7 separate regions of the Mus musculus genome follow, and all the other regions are linked to region 3. A link is a loop called in an ENCODE intact Hi-C map of the cell type or tissue named here. Cell type or tissue: left cerebral cortex. All regions are shown on one strand.

The links. A loop is a pair of places that touch in the nucleus more often than their neighbours do. Peaks named below come from ENCODE experiments on the same cell type or tissue, not always from the same donor. Only the 100,000 strongest peaks of a DNase experiment are listed, where the experiment ranks them.
Region 1: a loop joins it to region 3, with 10 times the contacts of the local background. A loop is called at or near these places in 6 of 42 quality-filtered maps.
Region 2: a loop joins it to region 3, with 2.0 times the contacts of the local background. A loop is called at or near these places in 5 of 42 quality-filtered maps.
Region 4: a loop joins it to region 3, with 1.9 times the contacts of the local background. A loop is called at or near these places in 2 of 42 quality-filtered maps.
Region 5: it touches region 3 in a loop (5-fold over the local background); 2 of 42 quality-filtered maps call a loop at or near these places.
Region 6: a loop joins it to region 3, with 9 times the contacts of the local background. A loop is called at or near these places in 10 of 42 quality-filtered maps.
Region 7: a loop joins it to region 3, with 2.4 times the contacts of the local background. A loop is called at or near these places in 6 of 42 quality-filtered maps.

The regions. Positions count from the first base shown.
Region 1 is chr9:61,208,418-61,212,417 of GRCm38, reverse strand. Gm34105 (a long non-coding RNA gene) reads right to left here. Exons shown (of 4, transcript XR_379511.1): 3 at 713-854. Among named protein-coding and RNA genes, the nearest start is that of Gm34105, 3.7 kb to the right of the region's middle. In left cerebral cortex, no CTCF peak of the experiment used is centred here; DNase peaks (open chromatin) are centred at 607 and 2,257.
Region 2 is chr9:61,696,451-61,700,450 of GRCm38, reverse strand. No RefSeq gene overlaps it. Among named protein-coding and RNA genes, the nearest start is that of Gm34770, 37 kb to the right of the region's middle. In left cerebral cortex, a CTCF peak has its summit at 2,334 (motif pointing right); DNase peaks (open chromatin) are centred at 1,034 and 2,391.
Region 3 is chr9:61,275,486-61,279,485 of GRCm38, reverse strand. The region is part of intron 3 of B930092H01Rik (RIKEN cDNA B930092H01 gene); the gene reads left to right. Among named protein-coding and RNA genes, the nearest start is that of Gm51681, 6.0 kb to the left of the region's middle. In left cerebral cortex, a CTCF peak has its summit at 1,663; DNase peaks (open chromatin) are centred at 312, 1,039 and 1,521; H3K4me3 peaks cover 528 bases; H3K27ac peaks cover 742 bases.
Region 4 is chr9:61,711,597-61,715,596 of GRCm38, reverse strand. No RefSeq gene overlaps it. Among named protein-coding and RNA genes, the nearest start is that of Gm34770, 52 kb to the right of the region's middle. In left cerebral cortex, no CTCF peak of the experiment used is centred here; DNase peaks (open chromatin) are centred at 1,061 and 1,578.
Region 5 is chr9:61,140,364-61,144,363 of GRCm38, reverse strand. I730028E13Rik (RIKEN cDNA I730028E13 gene) reads right to left here. Exons shown (of 3, transcript NR_045705.1): 2 at 3,737-3,913. Among named protein-coding and RNA genes, the nearest start is that of I730028E13Rik, 3.8 kb to the right of the region's middle. In left cerebral cortex, no CTCF peak of the experiment used is centred here; DNase peaks (open chromatin) are centred at 156, 1,063 and 2,395.
Region 6 is chr9:61,367,635-61,371,634 of GRCm38, reverse strand. Gm34157 (a long non-coding RNA gene) reads left to right here and starts at 1,145. Exons shown (of 3, transcript XR_379512.3): 1 at 1,145-1,251; 2 at 1,348-1,475; 3 at 1,905-3,033. In left cerebral cortex, CTCF peaks have their summits at 1,247 and 1,903; DNase peaks (open chromatin) are centred at 1,045, 1,622, 2,093, 2,843 and 1 more place; H3K4me3 peaks cover 2,064 bases; H3K27ac peaks cover 920 bases.
Region 7 is chr9:61,828,046-61,832,045 of GRCm38, reverse strand. No RefSeq gene overlaps it. Among named protein-coding and RNA genes, the nearest start is that of Gm34828, 7.6 kb to the right of the region's middle. In left cerebral cortex, a CTCF peak has its summit at 1,564 (motif pointing right); DNase peaks (open chromatin) are centred at 1,613 and 2,121.

The sequences.
Region 1 (4,000 bases), 67 kb after region 3:
CAGGGGTACACGGCAGAAAACAGCATGAGACCCTGCATCCAACCAGATACGCGACAAAGACTGATTTCTGAGGATATCCTCAGACCTCCATATGCTCACTGTGGCACATGGATGCCTCCCTTCCCTGTAACGATTTTTTTAAAGTACTTCTTGAGTTGGGCTGTAATCCTAGCACTCAGGAGGCATCCAGACTGCTGGAATTCAAGGTCAGAATGCAATAATTATGTTCCAGGCAGTCTGGGTGACACAGTTAGACCCCATACCCACACCAAAGAAAGCAAAAGATAAAAGGAGAAGAACGATTACTTAGCATCTGTGAGGTGTACCCAGTGTCCTCAGAACTAAGGAGGCACCAACATGCGCATTAGCCTTGGCTTTCATTTCCCTCCTCACCCCTGCAATTACATTATCAAGCTACAAGACATGCAACCTGCAAAAGCCCCAGTAGCTTTATCTCCGGTTGGTAACAGAGGCATAAACACACCCAAGCTTGATGCAGTAACCTACAAGTAAATTAAGCCACATTGAAATAGCATCTTTCACCAAGCAGACTGTGAAAGATTTAAACACATACTGAGAGTGGTGGTGTGAAAAGAACTGAGCAGACTTCCAGATCCCTCATGGAAGTGTGAATCAGTACAGATTCCAAATGGAACATCCCTTAAAATGGCAAAAAGCGCTCCTCCCTGGAAGCTTTGCCTCGTGTACTCACTGTGGGGACTCTCTGTAACTTCAAGGATGAAACGACCTAAATAGCCACCCACAGGGAAAAGGCCAGGTAGATACTGTGCACAAGCCCAGCAGACGCCCAGGTAGCCATGGAATTCAAGGAGGGACCTCTTAGGCAGAATGCACTGTCAAGATAAAAACACAAGAGAGAGAATCATAAACTGCAGTGGTGTTTAAAGGTACTGGGAGGGGCTGGAGAGATGGCTCAGCAGTTAAAGATGCTTGCTGTTCTTTTGGAGGTCACAGGTTCAGTTCTCAGCACCCTCATGACAGCTTAAAAACATCCTTAACTCCATCCAGATTCAGGGGATCGTATGCCTTCTTCTTGCTCTGTGGGCTCCAGGCACTTGCCAGTGCACAGACACACACACACAGGGAAAATGCATATGCATAAAATAAAAATGCATAACTCTTTGAATATTAAGGATTTATAAGTAGAAAACACACACATGCATGCATGCACAAGTGCATGTGTTGGCACATGCACCCTCATACACACTTCCCTGTAGAAGCATACAATGCACCTGTAAGAACTGACAAAAAACCTACCCAGTGGGATGCCTGTGCAGAAGAAGCTGCAGCAATATCTGCATGCTGCAGAGAGAGCTACCTGCCTTGAGTTCTTTTCCCAATAGGCTCTGGGAGGGACTCTCTGGCAACCCAGACACACCTCTGGCCCAAATGACAAGAATTTACAAATGAGCAATTGCAGTAAGCATAGCTCCTAAGCACAGCTCAAATTGAGGGCTTAGATCTCACCCGGATGGTGTCCCAGCTTTCTGTGCCTGGTGAGCCAAGCAGTACAGCCATGTGGCTATTAGGGATGAGGACCATGAAGATAGTGACCTCTTGGTGACTGTTCTGGGGAGCTGGGGCCAGTGAGCAAGTATAGCTTGCTTCATTCACCTTATGTCTTCTCAGAGAAGACCTGGGGGAGATTGTGTAGCTATTGGTCTTTTCGGGGGAAGGAAGGACCCCCCCCCCCCGCCTTTTCATAAGTGAGGCCCTGTGACAGGAATGATGCTCATACAGCATCTACGGCTGCCTACACAGGAGCTGCACAAGGTCAAACCAGTCAGCATTTCAGCACGGTTCATGGAGCAGTTGCTTATGAGTCCCCAGTCCCTAGCTGACGTGCTATTGACAGTCAACAACTGCTAGAAGGAGAATCAATCATCTTTAAGGTGTGGTCCTGCTAAGTCAGCCATGCTCCAGCGATGGTCCACACCCATGCCTGCATGAGCAGCACAAATTGAACCCAGTGGTCTACTTCACACGAAGTTGGGAGGTGTGGGAGGGAGGTATATCCTGAGGGAGTTATAGAGAGGAATTGTGTGTGTGGGTGTATGGAATATGGATATGATCAGAATCTATTCTATGCATGTTGGAAATTCTCCAAGAATTAATAAAAGATTGAATTAGAATATTTCCATGACCACAAAATGAATGAGTCCCAAAATTGCAGCGCAAAGCTAGACATGACAGGAGTCAAGACGCAGAAGCAGGCGTAGGCGGAGTGATGGTGACACTCCTTGTACCTCACTGAAAATCTTGCCCTGCTTTGTCTCCTGCATCTTAAATGTTTGTGGTTCCTTTGCTCTACAGTCCACTGCAGGCCCAACTGTGTGCCTCTGGTTTCAAGAATGTGGGTAGGAGCCTAGAACATTTACTCTCTTATCTGCGCTGCTGCTATATGCCTCCTAGATTATAACCCATCTGATGCTGGTCAGACTCCCTAGGGACCTGTCTGTGAAAACAGGAGGCGTGGAGGAAAAACCCCTGTGGGGCATCCTCTGGAAGACAGAGTCCTGGAGTCTAGGGATAAGTTCTACTCCCTGGTACTCAAGAAGTGGTCACTGTATTGGTGTGTGTGTGTGTGTGTGTGTGTGTGTGTGTGTGTGTGTGTGTGCGCGCGCGCGCACGAGCACGCAGGCATGTGTCTGCAGATGTGTGGACCTGCTGTATATGCCTGTGGAAGGCAGAGGATGTTAGATATCTTCCTCAACCAGTCACTACCTTAATTTTTTAGATAAGGTCTCTCACGGAACCTATAGCTCACCAATTTGACCAACAAGCCCCAGGGATCCTCATGTCTCTGCCTCGCCCCAAGACTCCCCATCCACCCTGTGTTCAGATTACGGGAAGTGCTATGCCTAGCTCCTTCATGTGGCTACTAGGGGGTCTGAACTCACTCAGACCCTCGTGTTTCCACAGCAAGCACTTTATCAACTGAGTCGGGCCCCCAGCCTCCTGTATCAGAGAGACCTTGTCATCACATCAACAGAATGTCTGTCCAGACACAGCCAGGTCACTGGTATGTTCTTGTTCTCTGCTTTCTTTCCCAGTCTGCAGCTCCCCCCCCCCCGCCCCCCGCCCCTCTTTGCTCTTTAAAAGGCCAGCAGTGCAGTGTGGAACTGCCTCAGGCTTTGCTTTCTGGAGAGCTTGGGCTAAGGTGAGATGCAAGGTCCCTTTAATCTGCACTGGGATCCCAGCAGTGCTTCAAGATCAGACCTTGCCCTTGAGTCTGCATTTAGAGAGACTGAAGGAAGCTCGGTGCTTGATCCAGAGTCACACTGCAAGGCTGATGTGAAGACGGTGCTTGCAAACTTCTCTGATCTAAGTTTGGGTTTAGTCAGAGGCCTGGAGACTCTGCCTAGGGCAAGGCAGGGTTAGGAGGGAGGTCTAACGGGAACGAAAACATGGCAACATGGCTTGCCTGAGAAGTGTCTGCTGGCCTGTAAGAGCAAAGTTTGGCTGGCCATAGCATGGGACAGTGTACTTTAATGTGGTAGGCACTGGTTTTCTGGCAAGGATGGTAAAATCAAGGTCCCCACATGGACCATGGGTACATATTCTGAGGCTGTTCTAGACAAAGTCGTGGGGACATGCCTGGCTCAGGGGATAAATTGGTCCCCAGGACAGCACATTGGAAGGAGAAAACTGATTCTCTCAAGCTGTCCTCTGACCTCCATATATGCACCGTGGCACCTGCATGCATCCCTCCCACCACCTGCTTAACACACAACACGCATGCTAACTTTTAAAAAAGTGTGAGCATGTATAGAATAAAAGCTTTAAGTATCTCAGAAGCTGTCACTGTTTTTCCTTACTTTGGTTTTTTTTTTAATTGTTTTATTTATTTATTTTTTTTAGGCAGTCTCAGATAGCTCAGGCTGACCTTAAACTCCTTAAATTCAAGGCTGACCAATTGGATCTTCCTGCCTCTACTGTCCAAGTTCTAGGATCACAGCTACACACTACCAGGCCCAGT
Region 2 (4,000 bases), 420 kb before region 3:
TAGAAGCAGGAAACCCAAAAAGTCAGGCCTGTGGCTCTGTTTCCCTCCCTCTTTTCTTCTGTTCCTCTCTCCTTGTCCTGCCCGTCCTCACTGGCTCTGGTTTTAAAGGACAAGTGGCTCTACATGCTCCTGTCCCGAACTCCCCCTATAGGAACCTGGGAGCGAAACTCAGCCTGGCTTGAGGGTCCCAGGAGAAGCTGATTGGCTACACAAAGCAATAGATGGGCATCAGCTATTGCTGGGAGAGGCCCCTCCATCTCCTAACCCCTCCAGTTTTGCAGCACGTTAGGATAGTCTTTAGACAACATGGCTCTTAGAGGAGGGGATACCATTTAAGGTTGTCTCTTCTGTGTAAACCCCCACGCAGAGTTATTATGTGCATGACCCAAGTGAGTTGTGAGAGGGGGTCCACACTCAAGGCAGAACTCACAGGTTTCTGTACTTCCTGGTTCAGAAGAGAGCAATGGCTTAGGAAAACTCCACAAAATCCTAGTATCTTGTGATTATAGCCAGTGAAGGCAGGGAGAGAGTCTGAGTGGAGCTCAGGAGGGGCATGGCAGGTTGGGCCTCTGCCATGGCTTCGTCTTGGGTTCTGGTCTGGACCAAGGCCAAGATTTACTTTGGTAAAGTGTTTGTCACACAGGCATGAGAATCTGAGTTTAATCCTTGGAACCCACACAAGGAACCACAGCAGCCGGACATAGTGAGGTGTGTTTCAAACACGAACTCTAGGGAACAGAGACAGGCAGATCCTGGGCTCGCTGGCCAGCTCTGAGCAAGGACTTCTGAGGAGCTCGGGCTGTTCTTTTGCTTCTCAGGTTCCTTCCTACAGCACCTGTGCGAGGAGCCCCAGAGGTTTGGCCATTCTCCCTCAGTGGGGATGAGGCTTTCTACTTTTTTTTTGGCTCATACGCTGCCTGAAACTGGGTTTCTAAGGGAGATCTTCTAGACTCAGAAGACTCTGCAAGCTTTCTCGTGCATAACGCATTCCTGAAATGGTAGAGGAGGCCAGCTGCAACTGAGGGACACGAGAAAGCATCGTACTGGGTGGGTGTGAACAACATAGGCTTCTGCTTCTATGTGGTGGCCAGCTCGTCGGGGAGAGGCTGTGACTGTGCCCAAGCATACAGCCTCTGGACCTACTTAGTCAGGATCTCAAGCCAAAGTTTGAGTCTCCCAAGCCTCAATTTTCTCATCTGTCTATTGGAACAACAATGGAGGAAGGAGAGGCCATGGTCCACAGAATTTAAAGAGACCAGGGGAGAGCAGCTGGTGCTGACAGGCTCAGCGATGCTTTGTTTTCATTACCAATTGGCTCTCCAAAGCCTCAGCCCAGCCTCGCCTACCTAATTGGCAGCTGTGTTGCATCTAAGATAAGGACCACTACTTTTGGACTCCTACCCCCAAGGTCCCCCTCTAGGATTTATCTTGGGTCTTACCTTCCCTGTGGATGCTCCTTGCAAGAGTCAGTGAACCTTATCATCCCTTTGGGGTCAGATCCATCCTCCTTTGCCACAGCTTTGCAGTGGATCTAGGAGTGAAACTCTCCCTCCCTTTGCCTCCACACTCATGTGCCCCTAGGAGGCCAGCAGGACACTCTAACACAGTCTATGTACCTCAGTGGTGGAACCTCAGTTGTGTTGTGTATCAAGTGGAGGGAGTAACACAAAGGACTTTCCTCAGTAGAGTACAGTGACATACTGCCTAGGAAGGGCTCCCTAATGGTTGGCTATTGCTGTAAATGAAAATTTCAAAATCATGCACATGCTAATGGCTGCATAAACTTCTCTTGTGTGGGTAGATGGTGATTTATTTAACCATCTCCTTGCTTTGGGGGCACTGTGGCTGTCTTTAGTTCTTTGCCGTTACAAATAATTCCACAGCGGACATCTTGTATATAAATCTTTCCATTTATTTCTGATTACTTCCTCAGAAGAGCTCCCCGAGTATTGCCTGTCTTAGAACAAAGTCCTGTCGCCCAGATTTTTCAATGATGCCCTTTGAAATGAAAGCAAAGCCTATTTTCCGTCAGAGAGAGAGAGAGAGAGAGAGAGAGAGAGAGAGAGAGAGAGAGAGAGAGAGAAAGAGAGAGACATATGGAATGGGTTAGGCGAGACTCGGTTTGGGGAAAAGGCAGAAATAGGTTCAAGATGGGATTAGACGTGTGTCAGGATGCCTGACACGGTGCCAGTTACAAAGCTTTCCTCCCAGCTCCTGGCTGGAGGAGAGGCAGGGTCTCGGTCCTCAGGGAGCGCTGATCTCTCTCTGAGACAATTTCAAGGGGCTTTGATGTTCTGAGCGTGGGAGAAACTCAAGTCGTGCGGCTAGCACTGCACTCCTCCAACCAGAAGGGGGCGGTGTGGTCTGTTTCTGTCAGCAGCGAGGCCTTGGCTTTGTTGCTAAGATTGCTCCTTAAAACTTTGGCTCATGTTTGCTATATTTCTCCTGTCTGTTTTTCTTCCCTCCCTCCCACCTTTACACTTTTCACTATCACTTAGATTGCCTTTTTTTCCCCCACCCATTCACTCAGGAGGAAGCTAACATATGCTTGCCTAGGCCAGACATCAAGACTGCTTTCAGACCCGCGCTGGATCCCAGCATGCTCAGAGACTCTGCCTCACACACATCAAACAGATTAAATACTTTTTTTTTCCTGTGAAAAATTATGACTTATTTTTATAACTTTGCTTTTGAAATTCTTTGGCTACAAGTAATTCATTTGATGTAGAATTGGCTTTGATTTCTCAGCAATTATCAGGGGGGCTCAGGAATTCTTGCAAAGTGAGAAAAATCTAACCTGCACATCGTTCTGAAACGTAATGAAATTTTTACGAATACTAAATGAAGCCCTTAATGAGGCTGATGGAAGATTTTGTTTGGGAGACATTTCATTAAAATTTTATTAATTTCCATTGTAAAGTTTCCCCTTTATGTTTCAGAGCCAATGGTTTTGGTGTGTGTGTGTGTGTGTGTGTGTGTGTGTGTGTGTGTGTGTGTTGATTTTTATCTCAAACCCTCTAGTGCCTAATGGATAGAGTGTTCTACCCAGCTTGGGACTGAAGAGTCTGCTCTTTGCACAGAGCCTCCAGGACTCCAAGAGACTGAAAAGTCAAAGCACTGTTATCATGGAATGTGTCAGAGAACCCTGAAAAAAACACCGAGGAAAAGGTGGCCAGTGTGTAACTGGAGTTCCAGCATAGAAGACCCGGTTCTCACACAGCCTTAAAAGGCTAGGCTCAGCCATTGGTCTGAATACACCATAAGACATGTAATCCTGAAAAGCAGAGAAAGATTTTATCAACTGTCTGGAAGAAGGAAGTTCAATGGCCATGAATCTGTCCTCAGGACACCTATGTGAACTTTAGATTTAAGTAGAGGAAGAACTGGACGGGGTGGGAGGGGAGGCGTGCATAACTAAGCAGTCTTGAGCAAGGTGTGGTCCTACAAAGTGGTCCAATAAATAGAGTCTATGATCTGGTCTGTGTCACCTGATCAGATACAAGGTGTGCCGTTTCCATGGTAGATATTTTTGTTTTCATCTTGTAGGTCATTCATCCTGCAGGGACTGGCCATCCCTGGAATCTAAGGTGACTGCAGGTTTAGGACAATGAGTTAGTTATCTTTGTGTTTCCAGTCTGGAAGAGGAAAGAAATAGGGTAGGTAGCCAGACACTCTCTGAGTGGGTAATGTGTCTATGAAGAGTCAATCATGAGTCTGACCAGAAATAAAAGAGGCACACACACAAAACACAACCAGAGAAGTTGGGCTTTCCTCCCGCCTCAAGGCTTGTAAGACTTGTACCTTGTAGTGAGGCTGCTTGCTCTCACTGTCAGCTTGACAGAACCTAGAGTCACCTGGGAAGAAGAAGGAATCTCAATTGAAGAGCTGCCTTGAAAGATTGGCCTATGAGGAACTGTCTTGATGGATGGTTGATGTAGACCCAGCCTACCATGGGCAGCACAATCCCTAGGCAGGTTGTCCCAGGCTATATATTACAACT
Region 3 (4,000 bases):
GGTCCTTGGGGACCAGTCTATATATCAGGGTGTCATCAGCCACTCCAGGGACCTGCAGTATGAATAGCATTGCCGGAGGTTTCGCGCAATGCAAAACAAAGGGAGCTCTCCCGCAGCAGCTCTCTAGGGAAGTAGGACACTCAGAGGCAATTTCCTGGAGTCCCCACCAGGCCCTGGGAAAGCTGAGCAGTGGTCTGGGAGCCTGGCAGAAGGCTGTCCCTCCTCCCTCATCACCTTTCCCTGGGCTCTGCCTGCTGCCTGCTGACAGGACCCAATTAGCATCCTTCTGAGAGGCTGGCAAAGCAAACAAAGAGGAGAGGGATCCCCAGGAGAGAAGACCCTGACAGTGCAGGTCCTGAAGGCCCGAACACAGGCCTTGGACTCAGCCCAGCCTGGAATCCCAGAGCTCCACTTTGCAAGCCCTGTGACTCAAGATAGCGCAGTGGCTTGTTGGAGAAGCAGGTCTGTTTGGGCTTCAAAATTAAGTAAGAATGAGATTTATGAAAGCCATTGAAAGGACGAAAATACGGAATTCACTGGGACCTCCCTGGCGCCAGGCTGCAGATATAATCTGTAGCTCAGGGCATGGGGGGGGGGGGAGGTACTGAGTCTGGGATCTGTGTTTAAGTCTCTGCGACTGGCTGGTGCACCCCTGAAGACGAGTCTCACCTCTCTTGGTGTCTTCATCTGTATCCTGAAAACACTTACAGTGTTTCCCCCAAAGGAATGAAAGAGAAAAGTGAAACTGCCTGGCTGGGAGGGGGGTGGGACTGTGACTCAGAGAGGGTGGCACTACTTTTCTCAGCGCCCAAGTGACTGCCTCAGGTGTGTGTCACCATGCCACCTTGGGACAGCCTGACCAGGTTTAGAGGGGTGGCACTTCCAAGTCCTGGATGACCCACAGCAGCCCGCCTGCCCAGCGGTTAGCTCAGGAAAGCCTCAAATTATACAATTTATGAAACTCGATCCAGTTTTCCGTCTGGAACGTGTGATTAGAAAGATTACACATTGCCTGTTGCAATTATGGTAATGTTGATGTGTGGACAGATAACTGGCAGCGGAGCTGTTCTCAGCCATCTATTTATAGGCTCGGATTCTTGCTATCTCAAGGCAGACATATGGGCCATGAAGGCAGGCGACAAAAAAAAAAAAAAAAAAAAAAAAAAAAAAAAAGCCAGGAGGGGGAGCGTGAGCCTCCCTCGGAATGAAAAGACACCAAAGGAAGCCGTAATTAGGGCTGGGACTGGCTTATGTAAATCAGGTAATACTTTCAAAACAGACACGAGATCCGGTTTTAATAAAGCACATTGGAACAAATGGCGGAATAATGACTTTAATAAATCTAAATACAAATATTTTGTTTCGTCTCCAAAATGAACAGCCCTGGCATCTGCCGAGCTTGGGCCCGGGCGAGGGGCGGCGCTCAGTGTTACTGCATTCTTACGCTCCCTCAGCAGGCTTGAGGATTTTAATTTTTAGCCTTCTGCTAAATTACACGGGCTGTCAGTCAACTGTGGGAGATATTTTGAGTAGCGAGATTTATACAAACACACAGAGCACACTCAGAAGGCTCTGCACAATATCTTTTACACCAACCCAGCATGTAAATCACAGGTTGTTCCGGGCCTTGAATTACAGCTTTTCTGGAGATAGACTGCAGAGACATCATTCACCAGTAGGAGGGATCTGGTGGCACTTTCTCGATGCCCTTCTCACCCCAGTGTGAATCAGAGGCTGACTAGGAGAGTGTTCTTTTGCACTTCCCACCCCAGCTCTGCTGCCTGCGCCTGCGGTTGTTGATCCATGAGGCAAAGAGGCTGCCCGTGTGTGCTCTGATTAGTTAAATAATGTTGTCCTGGACACAGACCGATCTCTTCAAGTGAATAAGACTAGGCATGATGGCTCGTGCCTATAATTCTAGCACTTGGGAAGCAGAGGCTAGGTGCTAGAGGATCTCAAGTTGGAGTTCAGGCTGTGATATAAGTGAGTTTAAGGGCAGCCTGGACGACTTCTTGTATGCTGATGGACAGCTCTGCGGTAGGCAGTCCTGTGAGCATCACTTCCTCTGGTCTTCACTATACCTAAACACCCATGCTTCACTCACTGACATTTTATGTGATATATTGTTCTTCTTTACTTAATAGAACTAGGTTTTGTTTTATGTATGTATTTCTCATGCTATTTTAAACTACTGTCCTCAAGTCTATGGATTCTTTTTTTCAACAGTTTTTTTTTTCTTCTTCTTCTTCTTTTTTTTGTTCTTCAAGACAGGGTTTCTCTGTGTAGCTCTGGCTGTCCTGGAACTCACTCTGTAGACCACGTTGGCCTTGAACTCAGAAATCCACCTGCCTCTACCTCCCAAGTGCTGGGATTAAAGGTGTGCCTCACCACTGCCCCGCCAAATCTATGGATTCTTAATATAAAGGCAACACACATTTCAAATATGTCTCTACCCACAAGGTTTTGAGTGGTCCAATGATTCCGCTTACGGAAGTTTGTTCCTCAGAGTAGTAATGTTGGAAGGTGATGGAACCTTCAAGAAGCGGGGCCTCCAGAGGTAATTTATTAGGTTATTAGGTCCTGGAAAGGGTCTAATGGCATCCTCATGGAGTTAGTTCTCTAGAGAGGACATTCTTAGAAAAAGAACAGGACCACCCACTCCACTCCTTAGCTTTCTGATTTGCCACTCAGGCTCTCTGTCTTGCATGCACTCTCGCCATGACACCCTTTGCCATGATGATATAGCCAGGGAAGCCCGGGACAGAACCCTCATCATGCTGGTTGTACTTCCTAAGTATACTTCTTCTCTGTGTATATTACTCCCCTCCCCCACCCCAGGTATATTGTAGCAATGGAAAAAAAAAGCCCAATACTACACACATGGGAACTAGGATTAATGGCCTGTATTTGGGAAGAGCTAGCCTTTATTCTGTCACATTTTGTTTTGTGTTTTTAAACAGACAAAGGTTGTGATGGCAATGTTCTTAAGCAGCCAAAATAGAAATCTGGTGACCTTATGCCACTCTCGTAGAGGCCTGTGAAATCCAGCAGCCAGGCCTCACTCACCCATATCCTCATGTGATTAGAGTTTCTGCACTGCAGGGCAGGGCTGAAGGCATTCAGCTGTTTCTCCTCACCTACATCTATTCACAATCCCCTCTCTACTCATTTCTTCTCTCTTGTTTAACCAGTTCTTTATACATTTGTATAACTGTCCATGCATCCATCTCTCCACCTATCATTCCATTAATCCACCCATCCACTATGCATGCACGCATCCACCCACCCACTTATCCTTCCATTCATCCACACACCCATTAATCCCAGCCACCTGCCCACTCATCTATCCATCTATTCACCCATCTATCTATCCACCCATCCACTCATCCACTATACATCCATTCATCTACCCACCCATCTATCCACCCATCCATCCACCCATCCTTCCATTCATCCTTCCACTCACCATCCATCCATCCATCCATCCAATCCATCCATCCACCCTTCCGTTCATCCATACACCCATTAATCCCACCCACTTACCCACTCATCCACCCACCCATCTACCTATCCTTCCATTCATCCACCCATCCACTATCCATCCACTTATCCATCCACTTATCCATCCATCCATCCATCCACCATCCTTCCACTCATCCACATACCTACCCATTCGTCCACCCATCTACTCACCCATCTATCTATCCACCCATTCATCTACCCATCCATGCACCCACCCATCCATCCATCCACCTACCCATTCATCCACTCATCTATCCACCCATCGTTCCATCCATCTGCTCTCTTACCTATCCACATACCCACCCACCCACCCACCCAACTATTTGACTTGCAGAGCTGCCCTTTCTGCTGCTCTGTCCTCCCACATGGCCGGCTGAGCACTCCTGTTTTTAAGATAGGCCCAGCTGGCAGAATCCCTCCTGCAATAGTCTGTGTCCTTATTAAAGCTGAGATTTCCACCCATCATTTGTTTATATGG
Region 4 (4,000 bases), 440 kb before region 3:
AGCCTGTCTAGCTGAATCACAGAGCTTTAGGTTCAAGAGAGACACTGGATGTCTAACTTTTCATCTCCATATGTACATGCACACACTTGTACATGCACACATACACACATGCACACATTCCACAAATGTGTCTGTATACCACACATGTGCCCATGCACACGTGTGCATGTGCATGCACACACAAAGTAAATAAAATGTCCAAGATAAGCTCTATTAGTTATCTAATGAGAATAATAGACAGTAGTATATCAGTGTGTGTGTGTGTGTGAACATAAAATCAGAGAAGGAAACTGGTGCTCCACAGTGCCTTCTGAGCATGTGCTCTCTACAATCAAAGGTCATCTCACTATACCCCACCCCCTCCCAAAGGTCCTCCATCATCACTTAGCACCACTATTGAGCTCAAGACTTCAGTCACAATGAGAACTTTGTGGGCTTGCTCAGATGGTACTCAAACCACAGTACCAACTGATGTGTCTGAGGCAACGATGCTGGGGAGTGTCACCAGGGCTGTCTTTGGAAGTGAGGGCAATCTGTCAATCTGTGGCATACCATGTAAATAACCAAAGAACCACCAAGTCTGCCTGCCTCACCAGCATGTCGGCACCCTGAGCAATGCAAGTTCCCAGGGAGGACGTGAGACTACCAAAACCCAAGCAGTCAAAGACCCTGCCGCTCCCCATCCTCGGGGCCCCTTTGAGTCCAGGCCAAAGCCCTACTTAACAGCCGTTTTCCTTCAGTTTACAAAGGTGAGGGGAGCCCAGTCCTGGGGTTTTAAGGCTGGATCTTATTTCTATTAAGATGGCTGTTGGCCTCAAAAGATTAACTCGCCGTCACCCTCCCCCTTGGAAGCTGATCCGAGTGGAAAAATGGAGTTAGAAAATTCCTCCTTCCTTTCCCTCACACCTCAGCAGATTAAGGGGGAGGCTTGACGCTGAGTTGTGGGGATTTATGGAAGTATGCAGGCGCTGGGTTTTAAATGCTCGCTCCCTCTTTGCGAGGTTGGCAGCGCTGCCTCCTATAAATCCTCCCTCCCTGGTATGTCTTAGCCTTTCCTCGCCAGCGATGCGGAGGCCTGCAACACCTTTTCCGTGCAGTAGCCTGTGAAAATATTGAAGTCAGGCCCAGAAAAACACCAGCCCAGAAAGGGGAAGCTTTGATGTTTGCAAGTTCTTTTTCAGACAGCCCTTGCCAAATCTTCATTTTTCTAGTTTACAAGGGAAGGGATTCTGACCATCTGTCGGCTGTCAACCCGTGTTTGTTTGGATGAGGATCTTATTTTTTTTTTCCCCCTCATCTAGCACTCCTGTTCTTACAAGTAGTTTATTGGACTTCATAAATGCCAGCTTTCTGCATGCATTCTGTAAGCAGCTTACAATTTAGTGTTTAATCAAAATTGAGCAGTCCGCGTCTGTAATCAATCCGAAGTGGGAGGTAACACTGAGCTAGAAGCTGAGAGTGCCCTGGGACCAAGGTTTATGCCTCCCAACTGTCTCCATTAGGATGGAGTTGGTTCTTGAAAGTGTGGGGGTGGTACAGTGATGTGGGGAAATGCTCAGATCTTGGGCTCCTACGGTGTGCTGTTTTTGTGAGTGTGTTTCACACTGCTTGCCAAAAATCTTTCCGCCCTACAAACCATCAACCCACACTCCAGCTTACAAAAAGTCAGCATTTTTTTAATTCCTTGACCAGCAAGTCAGCAGAGATCTCTCTGTTCTCACCTGAGCTGTTCACATACCTGGACGTAGGCTGGCCGTGGGGTGACCTTGATAGACCTCCTTCCTGTAGCCCAAGCTTGTCTCCTCTTGCCCTCCAGAAGCTCAGGAGGGTTTTCCCTCCTGGCAACTTCAGATACAGAGGTGGGGAGGGTTGAGCTTAGCCATCAGAGCACTTGCCCTACCACAGTGGTGAACATCTCATTGGCCAAGGCAAGTGATGTGACCAACCTCAATGGAAGAGGGTGTGTCGTAGCCCATGAAGACTTCTGTAACAAAATGCCCAAAGCTGGTTGCTTATGAACAACACAAATGTGTTACTCATTGTTCTGGAGGTTGATAACCCCAAGATTGAGGTGCACTTGGCGTCTGAAGGAGGCCTGCTTACTGGCGCACCGACGCCATTTTCTTGCTTTACATTTATATAAAATATATATTTATATACAATATATGTAATGTGATATATATGTATATATATACACACGCACGCACACATATATGTCTCTTGTTTGTGTTTTCACATCCACATATCTCTGTGTGAATGCATATGTGTATGTGTGTGTGTGTGTGTGTGTGTGTGTGTGTGTGTGTGTGTGAGCATATGAGAGTCACAGGTTGATATTCGATATCTTGAGTGGTTGCTCTGTACCCTTTTTGATGAGACAGGGTCTCTCACTGACCTGGGGCTCACCAATTTGGGTAGACTGACATGGAGGGCAGTGAACCCCAAGGATCCTCCTGTCTCTGCCTCCCTTGGCAGCACAGCTGTGTACTACCACACCCAGCTCTTTGTGAGGTTCTAGGGAGTGAACTCAGATCCTCCAGCACTTCACTAGCTGAGCTCTCTCCCCATTCCAATGCCCTCTCCAGTCTACTTGGGAGGCCTGCACCCTAATGAGGCAGTTATGGCCTGAAGCCCCCCCCCCCCCATCTGCTGACACCATCAGGCTGGGCATTAGCCTTTGGCATACGAATTTTGAGGGGGCAGATTCTAAAACCTTATCGGGAAAAAGATGCCATCCCTTAAAGTGAGAGGCAGTACAGAGTCATAGGCAAAGGCCATGAGTATAGAGGGGTGAACAGGAACCAGGGTCCTACATGCCGTCAGTCTGTCACAGTAAGCGAGTGTCTCACATAAAAGGTAATTGCTACCTTCCTCATGTCCAGATGGAGAAATGCTAAGAGGCAGCCATTCCCCAGGTTTCTCAGCAGTCAGCAGCCAAGCCCCGTTCTTCTTCAGCCGAGTTTGGAGGCTGCTTCCCCTGACTCTGCATCCACTTTTCTGGGGAATAGGTGGAACTAAGTCTTCCATGTCATTCCCCTCCATTTAAATGATGAAAGAAAGATCCAAGCAGTAGCTGACACAGTGGTCGGGCTCATTGTCCCCCTGGCTCCTGTCCAGACCCCAGGGCAGTTGAGAATCCTTAGAAGAGACTGCCCTGTGTCCAGTCATTCATGCATCAAGTGTCCCAGCAGATGATGTGGACAGAGATGCTACTGAAGACAGAACTTGCTGTTTCCTAAAATCTTCAGAATCATAGATTCTCATGTCTAGTTAAAAGAGCCTGGCATCTTAACTCCGTCTTCCCACATCACATTTCCCGCTGAGTTGTGGAAAGTACCAGAAGCTCGAGGATCGTGTCATTAGCCAGGGGCAGCAGACACTGATGGACCATGTAATGTAGAAGGACAGGGTGGTGGCGGTGCACTCTCCAGCAAAGGCACTGCTCTGCTCCCTGCTGCAGGCCAGCTCCTAATTCCAAGGTACCGGTTTTGAAGAATGCTAAAGTGGCCATGGCAAAGTTCTTAAGAGCAAGAGGGTGCTAAGAACCACACTGGCCAGGTCTCCTCTCTCCCCAACCTGTATGACCATGGCTTCCTGGCCCTCCTTCCTCCAGCTGTTTAAGGACCTGCCTGTGGAACATTACCTCTGTGCCTTCATTCTCCAGCCCCCCCCCCCGCCCCCAGTCTGCCTTCCCATCCCACCCTCACTGAGGGCAGCAGTGTGTCAAAGAAGGAGCCAGCTGGCCTAGTCTGGTTCCACTCAATGGCTGCTTATTTCTGGGTACGGTTAAGAAACCTCTATATCCTCAGTTTCCTCCTTGGTAAAATGAGGTGACACAGGTCACAGTGTGGTTGATGTAAAAGCTATATTGTCACACCCAGGAGGTGGTCCTGCTTGGGGAGACTCAGTTCTCATTCTCTCTCCATCCTCGGCCTCTCTGTCTGACCTCCCCATGTTCCTGTCTATTTGAATCTCCACAGCACTCTCTAGCCCTTCAATA
Region 5 (4,000 bases), 140 kb after region 3:
AGGGGGAGAGGGGGTGAACCCCCTGAACACAGGGCATGCTGGGAAAGCTCAGATCCTCGGCACTTATGTGAATGCCTGGCGGGCATGGTGGCTGCCTGTAATTTTAGCACTCTGGAAGCAGAGGCAGAAGATCCCTGGCACTAGGTGGCTGGCTAGGCTGTCTAAATCTGTGAGCTCTCTGTTCAGTGAAAGACCCTGCTTTGAACATAAGAAAAAGAGCAACCAAGGAGGACATCTGGCATTAACCTTAGGCCTCCACATACATGTGCACACACATACATACCATGTAGACACGTGAACACAAGTATACACAAACTACATGCACACACACACACATGCTGCTTCACTAGAATTGATGGTCACCACACCTCCATGGCATTGTCTGTGATGGACAATGTGATGGTCTTCCCAGAATCCTGTGCTCAGAGCTGCCCACACTCAGAGCTCCAACCAAGTTTGCTGTCATCATCAGCTTTGATTTGGCCATTCAAACTGACAGCAATTTCACACCTGGATCTAAACAATGATGGGAGCCTAGACAGGAAGTGTATGTGTATATGTGTGTTTGTATGTGTATATGTGTGTGCATGTATGTATGTGTGTATATGTCTGTATGTATGTGTATGTGCATGTGTGTGTAATGTGTGTGCATGTATGTGTGTGAATGTGTGTTTGTGTGTGCATGTGTGTGTGCATGTATGTGTATATATGTATATGTATGTATATATGTGTGTGTATGTATGTGTGTGTATGTGTGTGTGCGTGTGCATGTGTTGAGATATTCAGTCCCACCTATCATTATAGCAAACCACAATGGGCAAGGTGAGGACAAAGTCAGCAGCTAGCTTTCTGAGAAGCTGGGGCCTGGACATTTTTGGGGAGGGCCTGGACATTTTTGGGGAGGGTCCTGTGTGGCATCATATAACGGCTGAGCAAGGTTCTGAATCACATGGTAGGTTGGTTCTTGCTTATGAAGGCTCCCTGAGTGCACCCACACATACACACAAAATGATATTCAAACAAGCAGAAATATCATACTCCACCTTCGCATTGGCAAACATCAGAAGGGTGCTGATGCTGCGCTGGTGAGGATGGGGGAGGTAGGCAGTTCTGGCATCCTGTGAGGGGGAGTATGGTACAGCAGCCCTGGAAGGCATCGTGGCAACCCTGATGATACACCGAGTGCACAGCCCTTTCTGCCCAGCTCTTGGTTTCATGTTATTTAGCGTAACTGATCAGCTCTGGGGGCTGCAGAATGACTTACGTGTGAGAATATTCACTGCCACCATAATTGCAATACCAGGAGACTAGTGACATCCTAACGTCCATTAATAGGACACTTTAATAAATTACAGGCATCATTAGAACAGAGTTCCATGCAGCTATTCAGAGGCACTCCAGCACTCTGTGTGCTGAGACAGACTGTTATGTTAAACAGGGCCTGTGTCACCAAAGACCCCCATGTTTATGAAAATAATTTTGTGCATATATATCACACATCACACGTTGGTGGGTATACAAGCTCACCCTATACAGAAGGCTTTGCACAAAAATAAATTTGCCTCTGACCAGCCCTGGGAGGTAGACAGCAGAAAGAAGAGGCCATACTGGTCCTGATGTATACATATGCTTGAAGAGGCCATCCTGAAGCACTAACGGGCTTTTGTGTGCTCCAGTCTGTTTCACAGAGTTCACTTTGCCTCTTGTTCCCCCTTTCTCTCCAATCCAGGATCCCAGGGGACACTAGCAACACAGTGTGCTATGCCCAGGTATAGCCCACTGGTGAAAGGGCCTGATCAGTTTGTCCACTGGTGATCCTGAAAAAGCCTATTATATTAGTAAGGCTTCATGGGGACTGGAGCCCTGGCTACCAGCATCAGTTTCCTGCAGTCAGCTCAGCACCAGGCCCTCGCTTTTAGTCAAGGGACTCAGGCAAGGACAAGCTCTTTTGGGGTTTTGGATTTTCCCATGGAGTCTACTTATTGATACACACACACACACACACACACACACACACACACACGACATGCACTAGGACATAGCTCTGAATCTCCAAAATACATAAGGGTATAACAGACACACACACAGACACACACACACACACACTCCTTTTCTTGTTAGACTCTGCCTCCCCATTTTACGAAGCACTACCCCTCACTGTTGAGTCTCAGCCTTGCCTACTGCATCCACTGAACCAGCCTTTGTCTCATGACAGCACCCTCATAAACTCAAGACGGAGCTCACACCTCTTATACTTGTCCTCGTTCCCAGGCAGAGGTCTTTACCGCTCTAACAGGGTCTCTGGCAGGCCCCCTTAGGCCTCCCGCAACTCAGCCAGTCTCCTTTCCACACTCTTCAAACCTTGATGTGCTTTTAAATCTGTGACACCTAGAAATAAGTGAAAACTCTGGAAAGCAGCCAACAGCACAAACCAAAAATGAGGCTGTCACCCACTGATGCTGGAGGTGCCAGCTCTGGCTAGGGCACTGAGAGGCAAACCTCCTTGGTTTAGCAGTTGGATCATATACTATGACCTCTATTGATCTTGCTGCTAACACACACACACACACACACACACACACACACACACACACACACACACACACACACAGCTCTTAGACAGACCATTTGCATGCCAGTGTCTATCCCCCATCCTCTACTTAGAACTTCAAGTCTTTGAATCTAAACCAGAGCCAGTTCCCACTCCACCCAGGTCCCACTTGTCCTTGTTGGACACCACTCAAGTGCAGACCTTCCAGGGCTGTGGAGGTCTCCATCCCAGAAGAGTGATGGAGAAGTTTGGTCCTTTGCTGGCTTCGTCAAAAACCAATGAAACCTGACAGGGTCTACGTCTTTGTAAGGTAAGGGGGGGTGACATCTAACCTGCCATTGGGAAAGCTGTTGTTACCTCCTTTCAGTTGTGTCACACAAACCTGCTATGACCTTTGCATCCACCAGAAGGATCAGCTGACCCCCACATGCGCTCATGGGCAAAGGCAATCTCATGGCCAGTGAGCTTTAGGTTGAAGTTGGTCCAGCCCGTAACTTATTTGGCTTGGTTAGGCCATTGAGCTATGAATGTACCAAATGTTGATGAACCAGCCTCCATGGTGTCTATCTACTGCTCAGACTTCAGTCTTTTGCTCCAAGTGGCTGAGACCAGGGAAAACATCCAGCATGATGGGCTGAAGTGTAAGGAAGATGTGGGCCTGTTACTTTCAGCATGGCAATGACTATAGGCCTCGTTCTATAGTGCCTTCTCTGTTTCATCTTCATCTTCCTCCTGTTTTTTCTTTTGTGTGTGTGTGTGTGTGTGTGAGTGTGCGTGCATGTGGAGACCAAATGGCACCAGGTGTTTGCCTCAATTACTCTCCACTTCACATGTTTGAGGCTAGGGCTCGCATGGCCTGGCTGGCTTCTAACTCCTTATGTAAGGAGGTTGGTGTTTGAGTTTGCTTTCTATTGTCAAGACAAAAACCATGACCAAAAACAACATGGGGAGAAAAGGGTTTATTTAATCTTATGGTTTAGTTCATCAGGAAGGGAAGTCAGCGTAGGAACCTCGAGGCAGAACCTGACGCCATGGAGGGATGCTGGTTTTTTGGGCTTGTTACTCATGACTTGCTCAGCCTGCTTTCTTACACAACCCAAGACCACCTTTCTAGGGGTAGAACCATCCAGTGTGTTGGGGCATCCCATACCAATAATCAATTTTAAAAAATACTGATAGACTTACCCACAGGTCAGTCTGTTTAGACATTTGCTCAATTGAGCATCCATCTTCCTGGGAGACTCTAGCTTGTGTCAAGAGGACAGAAAGAACAAAACACTTGGCCTTGTACTCTTCATGCTCCTGACCCGATAGGCTTACGAGTACACACTCCATTCTTGGCTCTTCTGTTCTTTCCAACATCTGTGTACACATATATACATGTATGTACACATACAACCCCCTTAGCTTTGTGATAGCAGTGCTTCTTCTGCTGACCACAAGAGGAAG
Region 6 (4,000 bases), 92 kb before region 3:
GCGGCTGCCGGCGAGGGGGAAGTCTGAGAACTCTGGCTTGGCGGGCCGCGCAGATGGAAGGGCCTGGCAGTCTGCGGACAACAGGCTCAGTAGTGCGGCTAGCCCCATTTGGGGCTCTTGCCCTTTGGGGACAGCTACGTCCTGGCCGCAGCCTTGCCAAGGCGGGTTCCTCAGCAGTGCTCCGGGCCCGAGATGGTGAAGAAGGGAAAGCACGGAGTTGGGGCCCTCCTGGCTACGACCCAGAGTTCCGACCCCGTTTCTTGGCCTGATGGCCTGCCTGGGCACATGCATCGGCAGCCACCCGTGGAAGAGCGACTGCGAGCCTGGAGCGTCCCTGGTCACCAGCATAGACACCCAAGGAGGCGTAGATATTCGACTCTGGGGCCCATCTGCTCGCAGACAAGGGTCACGTCAGGGCACACTGCCCACCCTAGGTCCGCCGGCCTCGGAGAACCAACGCCGAGTGGGCCGCCCAGGTGTCCTCGGGTCCCTCCCGGCTTTCCCACCAAGCTTGCACGCAAGCACACGCTCCTGGCCCGTTGCGGGCGCGCGCGAGCCGGCCGCGCGCCCCCGGAATCTATATTTTCCCCTCATTAGGAGCCTGAGTTTCGCGTTTGCATCTTAATGAGTAGCTGGGAGCGCGCGGGGACCTCCACGTGAGCGGCCGCCCCGAGATGGAGCCTCTCAGCGCCCGCTCCGGCCTCGACCACGCTCCCCTCTTCATTTATTTATTCTCCTAAATAAAAACATAAATCGTGTACGATGCGCACCGAAAAGGGGGAGGGGGCAGGGAGAAGCCTAGCTCGACAGATGCGAGCATCTGGCCAAAGCATCCATTAGTCTCAAAATGGCTCCTCTTTGGAGCTTCCCTCTCCCCTCCCCCTTCTCTGCCCTCCCCCTTACGTCACGGGTGGGCGCACCCGCTTCCTACCCGGCCCGCCCCTTTCTCGCTCCAGCCCCCACGTGGGGCGCGCCGGCCACGCCCCCGAGCAAGTCTAAAACCCAATCACAGACCAGCAAAGAGACTCTCGACTAGTAATTGGTGGAGATTCCGAGAGCTGTCAGTCCTTAGCCAGAGCTGTCAGTCAAAACCACGAGGGGTGGGGGAGCGCTGACAAATGCCGAGGCTTCTGAGCCTCCCGCTTGCAAATAGTGCTTGGAATGGCTGCTTAATTAGCTTTGAATGGCTTTTCCTTCCAGCTCAAACAATCTGTCACTACCATGTGGTATAAAGGAGCCATGCATAAAAAAGTAAGCAGAGGCTAAATATCAATTTGATTTTGTGTATCAAAGGAATATTTTATTTTTCTCCCTAGTAATGAAACGTATCAATTTAAATAATAAAAGGTAAAAACACACACAAACCCTGAAGAAAAAAAAAAGAAGAAGAAAAAGGAAAGAAAGAAAGAAAAAAAAGGAAGAAAATCAAAACCCAAACTCCACGGTGTTCCTACTCCTGCGCACGTCTGAAATAGGTAATTTCTATGGGCCGCGTTCAGGAGGAAGTCTGAGATTTTCCATCTCCACCGCCCCCCTTTAAACTTGCATTTAGTTTTGTTGTTGTTGTTCTGGTCTTAGGAGTGCTGGGGGGGGATGGGTGTCGAGGAGAGGTGAGGTTGGGGAAGAAGGGGAACTTTAAAGGGATCTCTTTGAAGCTGCTAATCAAAGTGCAGGGGTTTTAAGACCCCTTAAACTGGGGGTCGTACAGCAGGTCTTGATTTGGGAGCCGAGAAAAGGGGGGGGGGAGAAGAGCGGGTGTGCTTTTCGCCCAGATTTATTAAACACAATGCCTTCAAGATGCCCAAGCCAAGGCGCCTTACTCGGCCTCTCTCTCCTCCGTCTCCCTCCGGACTGGGTCGGACGGCGCCCTCCTCCTGGCGGCCGCCGATGCCTTGGGCTTTCAGGTCCTGTCTATGCGGACTGTGTACAGAAAAGCGCCGCAGCTCTGTCTCTGGTCTCCGCGTCTCCTGCCAGGGCAGTGATGCTCCCAAGGACCCCACTAGTCAGCGTGAGCTAGTGCAAGGCAGACTTCACATTGAGTTCTCCTGTGAACCCAGGCGCCAGCACCCGGCCTGCCACACGGATGATGAGCGTGATGGATGCGGTTTTGCCGAGCGCCGCCCCCACGGCAGAGCCGAACTGCTTGCAGCAGCGCTCCCCACTGTGTGGAAGGACAGCCCTTGAGCGTTTAATAGGTACAAAGCGGCCATGGTTACCCAGTACGTCCTCACTTCACTCCCAAGGCCTGGCTGACGGCCCGTCTTATAGAGTAGAAGAGGGGCTGATACACAAACAAAGCTTAGTAATAGGCCGCGAGCTAGGCAGAGAGAATTGGAATCCAGGACAGCCAGATCCACGGCCAAACTCCTTTGTTTGTGCAAGCCGAATCTATATGAGCATTTACTGAAAGACATTCATTCACTCATTCACTCATTCATTCATTCTAACCCTCTCTGAAGGTATGGTTGAGGAGCCTCTGGCTCCCAGTTCACCGTATCACCTCGGCTTTTTTTTTTCCTTCTTCTTCCTTCTTCTGTAACCAGAACCCAGAGCCTGAAAGGGAAGCAGGGCCCTTGGTAACTTGGTTCAGGTCCCTTAAGCTCAAAACTCACTACTGCTCAGAACCCCACCCCCATGCCACCTCACAAATTTTGTAAGAAATGGAAATGAGCTTATTTTATGCTAGAGAAAGATGCACACAACACACTGTCCGAAGCGCTTGACAATTATTTTAAAGAAGGAGGGGACTGAAGAAAAAGACTTCAAACAGCTCTGTCTCCAGTTCTAATTGGAAGCGTTTCAACTGTTTATGTTACAAGAAGTGTCAGGGTCATTTGCTACCGGAGAGCTGACTTTTCATTGGCTGCTTAATTGAGTACCTCGGAGTCCACCCCACGTGGGAGAGGAATTCCTGGCACATTAAAAAAAAAAAAAAAGTCACGCGGTGAGCTGGAAAGTCCGGGATGGATCTGCATCAGCGGAAGGCCCCCAGCTCCTCATTTGGGATGTAAGATGACTGTGGGAACTTGAGGTGGGGACAGAGATGCTTCTCTGGTTCCTTCAAAATAAATCCAAAACACGTTAGACAAGTGTTATTTTTTTTTTCCGGAATTAAGAAAAATGGCTTCTGGCTAGCCACCAGACTGTGGCCTATCCTTTGAGGAACTGATCTCAAGGCCTAGGGTGGGGTTGTAAACCTCCCCTCCTGTCATTCCCAACCCCCACCAGCTACTGGCCCAGATTTTTGGGAAGCCTCTTGTTGGAGCTGGCCCAAAAAAGAGAGTCTTCTTCCTCAAGGCCAGCCACCTCTCTTTGGTGGATTCTGTGGTCCCCTTCTTCTGCCCTGTTCATTGCTAAGGAAAGTTCATCCCACACAGACACACAACCTCCCCCCACCTCCAACCCCATCCATCACTAATCCCAGATCTTCCTCTACAGGCTAGCGCCTCACTATGGGGCCAGAAGGGGAGTTTGTTATTTGTTTAACAAACTTAACATAGTGCTCACTCTGCACCAGATTCCAGTCTAAGCGCTGGGCAAATATTAACAAGTTTAATCCTCACCCAAAGAATGAGGGTAGAGCCACTGATGTCATTCCCCCGACCGAGCAGATGGGCAATTGATACTACTCCAAGGTACAATGACTTCCTCAAGGTCACTGTGGGGGTTGATGGACTTGAGTCCAGGCAACTCAGCTCCAGAGTCCACAACTTAATGACACTTGCCCTGCCAGTCAGGGCAGTAAGAGGAGCCTAGCTCACTTCAGCAAAGAGGGCTGTGGCTCCTGGTGGTGAAGGGACTTCCCACAGTCTCTTAAACCCTCTTCCAACTCTCTAGCTGGGTCAAGCTTTGTGACTTTGGGGCACTTGTGAACTCTTTCTAAGCCTCTATTTCCTCTTCTGTTGAGTGAAGAGAATAATGGCCCTGCCCACCTTGGACTATTGCTTTCCCAGATCAATGGAGATTGTTCAAGTACTACTTGGTATAGCCCTGGCACATT
Region 7 (4,000 bases), 550 kb before region 3:
CCACTCCCATGCCTTCTCTGCTGCAACGGGCTGCACACTGAAACTGTGAGCCGGAACAAACCCTTTCCCCTTAAGTTGCTTTTGCCAAGCATCGTGACACAGAAGCAAGATAAGTCATCAATCAATTCATCTGTTAAGGCTGGCCCTTTGGACCAGGAAGCCCCAGGTTAACAAAGACTGTGAAAGAATAGAGACGTGCCTTGTACACACAAGGTTTCCCATGATCTGGCGCAGAGTTGATACTTTGGCACATGCTTGGTGGACACACAAAGCCCACGAGGAGTGCGATGGCTGATGGCATGTGTTGATTTGCATATGCTACGGTGACTGGTGGTTTAGTCAGACACCAGCCAAGGTATCACAAAATATTTTATGTCCGAGACTAACATTTAAATCAATCAAGCCCACTGCCTGTTTCTGTCTAGGTGATTAGAAATCCAGTGGATTCCAGGCCGATGTTGTGAAGTTGAACTAGAGACTGTGATCTAGAGCCGAGGAGCCCCTCTCTTTGGCTTCTCTGGGGGCATATTGGTTGATGAAGAGTTGTCTTGAGCTGCACTTTATTCCAGGGACATCCTACCCATGGCCCAGGCATTGCTAGACCAGGCCTATGGTTATTTTGAGTGGCAGCAGGCAGAATGACATCATCTACAGAGTTCGTGATTGAGAATCATGCACTCAAGTTACAAAAATTGCAACAGAAACCACTTCATAGTATTTTAAGTAAGTTTAAAGTTTTGTCTTGGGCCAAATTCCCATATATTCTGGCCTGTACTTGCTGTCAGGTGGGTTAGACACTCCCGGCTATGTCATCTCGTCCCAAAAGCTTTAGGCACTGGTCAGCTCTGCAGACAGTGGACAGGGGACAGTTCACAACAGTTTCCCCTTCTCCCTTTCGACCTCCTTCTTTCTCTTTATATGTATATTCATGAGCGCGCGCGCACGCACACACACACACACACACACACACACAGACAGAGAGAGAGAGAGAGAGAGAGAGAGAGAGAGAGAGAGAGGAGAGAGAGGCATGTGTCTTTGTATGTGGCTCTCCATACCTAGCCATACATCTCTAGCTATTTTACTTCTGTGTTCTTTGACTCTTGGGGATCCTAAGTAGGGCAGAATTAGGGAGGCTATTGTCCTTGTGAGTAGTGATGACCTTGAACTACAAGTTGGGGACACTGGAAGCAGCCTCTGCAGAGAGACAGTCCATGATGGAGAGGAGCCTGTCTTACTAGCAGCTCTTTTCTGATCAGGGTCTCCCTAGGCATCCCAGATTGGCTGGAACTTGGGATCCTCCTGCCTCAGCCTCTCTGGGTGTGGGATTACAGATGTGCACTACCATGCTGGCTCACTAGCAAGCCATTCCTCTAGGTGGTCTGTCAACAAGACACACCCTGCTGATCTACCCCTGGCAGCGGTATCATGCTTTTTTGGATCCCCTTGGAAAATGGATGGAGGGGCTGTTATAAACTGGGACAACCCAATGGGGGCAGGTGCCATTCCCCAGTCTCCCCTGCCAGCCTTGGTGCCATCCTCCAGCTATGGTGCAGGAGTGTCAAACAGTAGAGGGCACCAGAGGCCTGTCTCTGCTGTGACAGCCTGTTTTGGTGGCATCAGGCATGTGTGGGCGAAGGTGGTGCGGCTGCTGTAGGAGGTGGTACTCTGTCGTAAACAGGGAGAGCTCCGGATTGCTGCTGTGCCTTTTTAACTGTAGTTTCATATGGCTGTATGAGGCCAACTACATCCAGTGGGCTACAGAGAGCACCTGGGACCAGGACCTGGGGGTGTGACGCGCCTTGGCTTCTCAGGAGTGGGTCTTACATGATTAGGTGCTTTTTCTCTCGGTCAGCTCTGCATTTCACTGCTGTGCGTCAAACCTGGGAGGGCAAGCTAGGAGCCAGGACAAAGCACAGTGGGGCGCAGTGTACCAACAGCCAGGCTGCATGGCCCAAAGTGATGAGGCTGTCCCCAGACTTCTTCTCTCCAGTACCTTGAGTTTCACCATCACACTTCTGCCCACTGGCTGCCCTACTCCCACCTCTCTACTCTGCACAATGTTCTGGTTTCAGGAAGAAGGGAAGGATGGAGGTTGGGGAGGGCGGCGACTGACAGTAACAGTTTTCACGGACAGATGCGCCTGGGGGTGGGGTGATGCAGGGGTGGTGCCATGTGGGATGGAGAGCTTCATCCTTGCTCTGCTTTGAACTGGTGTTCCGTTCCAGCAGCTGCATGTATGCTCTGCTGAGCCTTTCCTTTCCAGAGCTTCGGTTTCCGTCTCTGTAAAAAGGGGCTCAGGTGATCTGGGGTTCTCATCTGGTCCTTGTACCTTGAGGTCCATGTGTTGAGGATCAGGCTCAGGGAGGCACTTTGGTCTTGGGGAAGGGATGGGAAGGAAACAGACTCTGAGAGTTGTTAGCTGGCTGTGCTGTTCTGCCAGGAGTTGTTCCAGCCTCTGCTCCTGTTTGATCTCCTTTGGTGTTGGCACGTGGTCATGATTGACACATCTCCAGATCACACAAGACCAAGGTCAGGTGAAATCTGTCACCTCTAGCCCTGCTTGGCTCTCTAGGAAGAGAGGTTGTTAGTGACACCAAATTTCCCACACTCCCTATCTGTCTTCTGTAGGTCACTGTCCTTTACTTCCCGGCTGTGACCCCTCCCACATGGGCAGATGATCTGTCCTCCAGAATGTCAGGCATGATCTGTGGGCAGTCACCTAGGGATGGATTGGGGCGGGACATGGAACTGTTCCTTGGCACTCAGCTGTGGGGTACTTCTTTTTGGAATGACTTTGTTGTCCCTCCTCTAGGATGGCCAACTCCTGAGGCTCCAACCTCTTCATAAGGCTACTCCTGGGTGGGACTGGCTAGAGATGCAAGTCTTCCTCAGTCCTTCAGTCTATTTACCTTGGCTCAAGCTCTGGATGCTTGGGGATGTAGTAGGGAGAGAGACCACTTTTTGGATGTCTCCAGCACTCCCAGGATTCCATCCTAGAGTCTTAGAGTTCAGCAGTGTCCACAGAGCTAATCCCTCACCACTGGGCTTCGTGAGCACCCTGGATGGCTCTCAGATGCCTGTTACCTCCTTAGAGCTCCTGAGGTAGGGTGCTAGTGTTTTCCTCCTCTTCATCACTGGAGGCATCTTCAGTCCTTGTGGAGTGTCTTGTTATACCACTAGGCCCACCCTGCATCTGGTTATTTACATAGGCCCAGCAGGATGCAAAGCCACCGGGGATGAGACATATGGAGATGAACTGAAAATGGTCCCCGTGGGGCTGGGAATTAGTGGGCATAAAACTTGTGAGTAAGTGGCCTGAACTGGCTCTAATGGAGCCAGTGGAAAGGGCCTGGCCCTGCCTAGGAGTGGGGCAGGAGTTGGAGGCCAGAGGTTGAAACCTGGCCTCTTTGAGTTAGGGCTGAGACCCCCCAGGTGAGAGGCCTGTCCGAGAAGGGTCAGGTTGTGAGAGAGCATATAACTGGGCAGGTATGGGGAGAGTGGCCTGTCTGCGGCTGGATATGTTTGGGGTTTCTAGAGTGAAGGCACCAGGGTAGAGATGAAGCAGAAGGCTAGGTGGGCTTTGGCCATAGAGCACTTTGTTGTCCAGGCTAAAGCAAGCCTGGAGGAGGCATGGGGACAGACAGGAGCTGTCACCTTGTTTTAGGGAAAGAGGAGGTGGTCAGGAAGATGGGAAGACACTGAGATATCCTGGGAGGGTGAAAGGGAGGAGGGTGGGAAAAGTGGGGGCATACACAGGTGAGGGTCCCATGATCCTCTCTACTCATCCCTTCAAAGGACTGTCAACAGGGAACAAGCCTAGCCATGATGATCTTCTGCAAGTAGACTCAGCTCAACTCCTATAGTTGGCAGATGGTTGACCGAAAGATTATGCTAGTTCAAACGGGACTGACGAAGTCAATTTTTAAAGAAATAACATTTATTTATTGTGCGTATGCATGCACATGTGCACACACAGAGGGCAATGTGTGAGAGTCAGTTT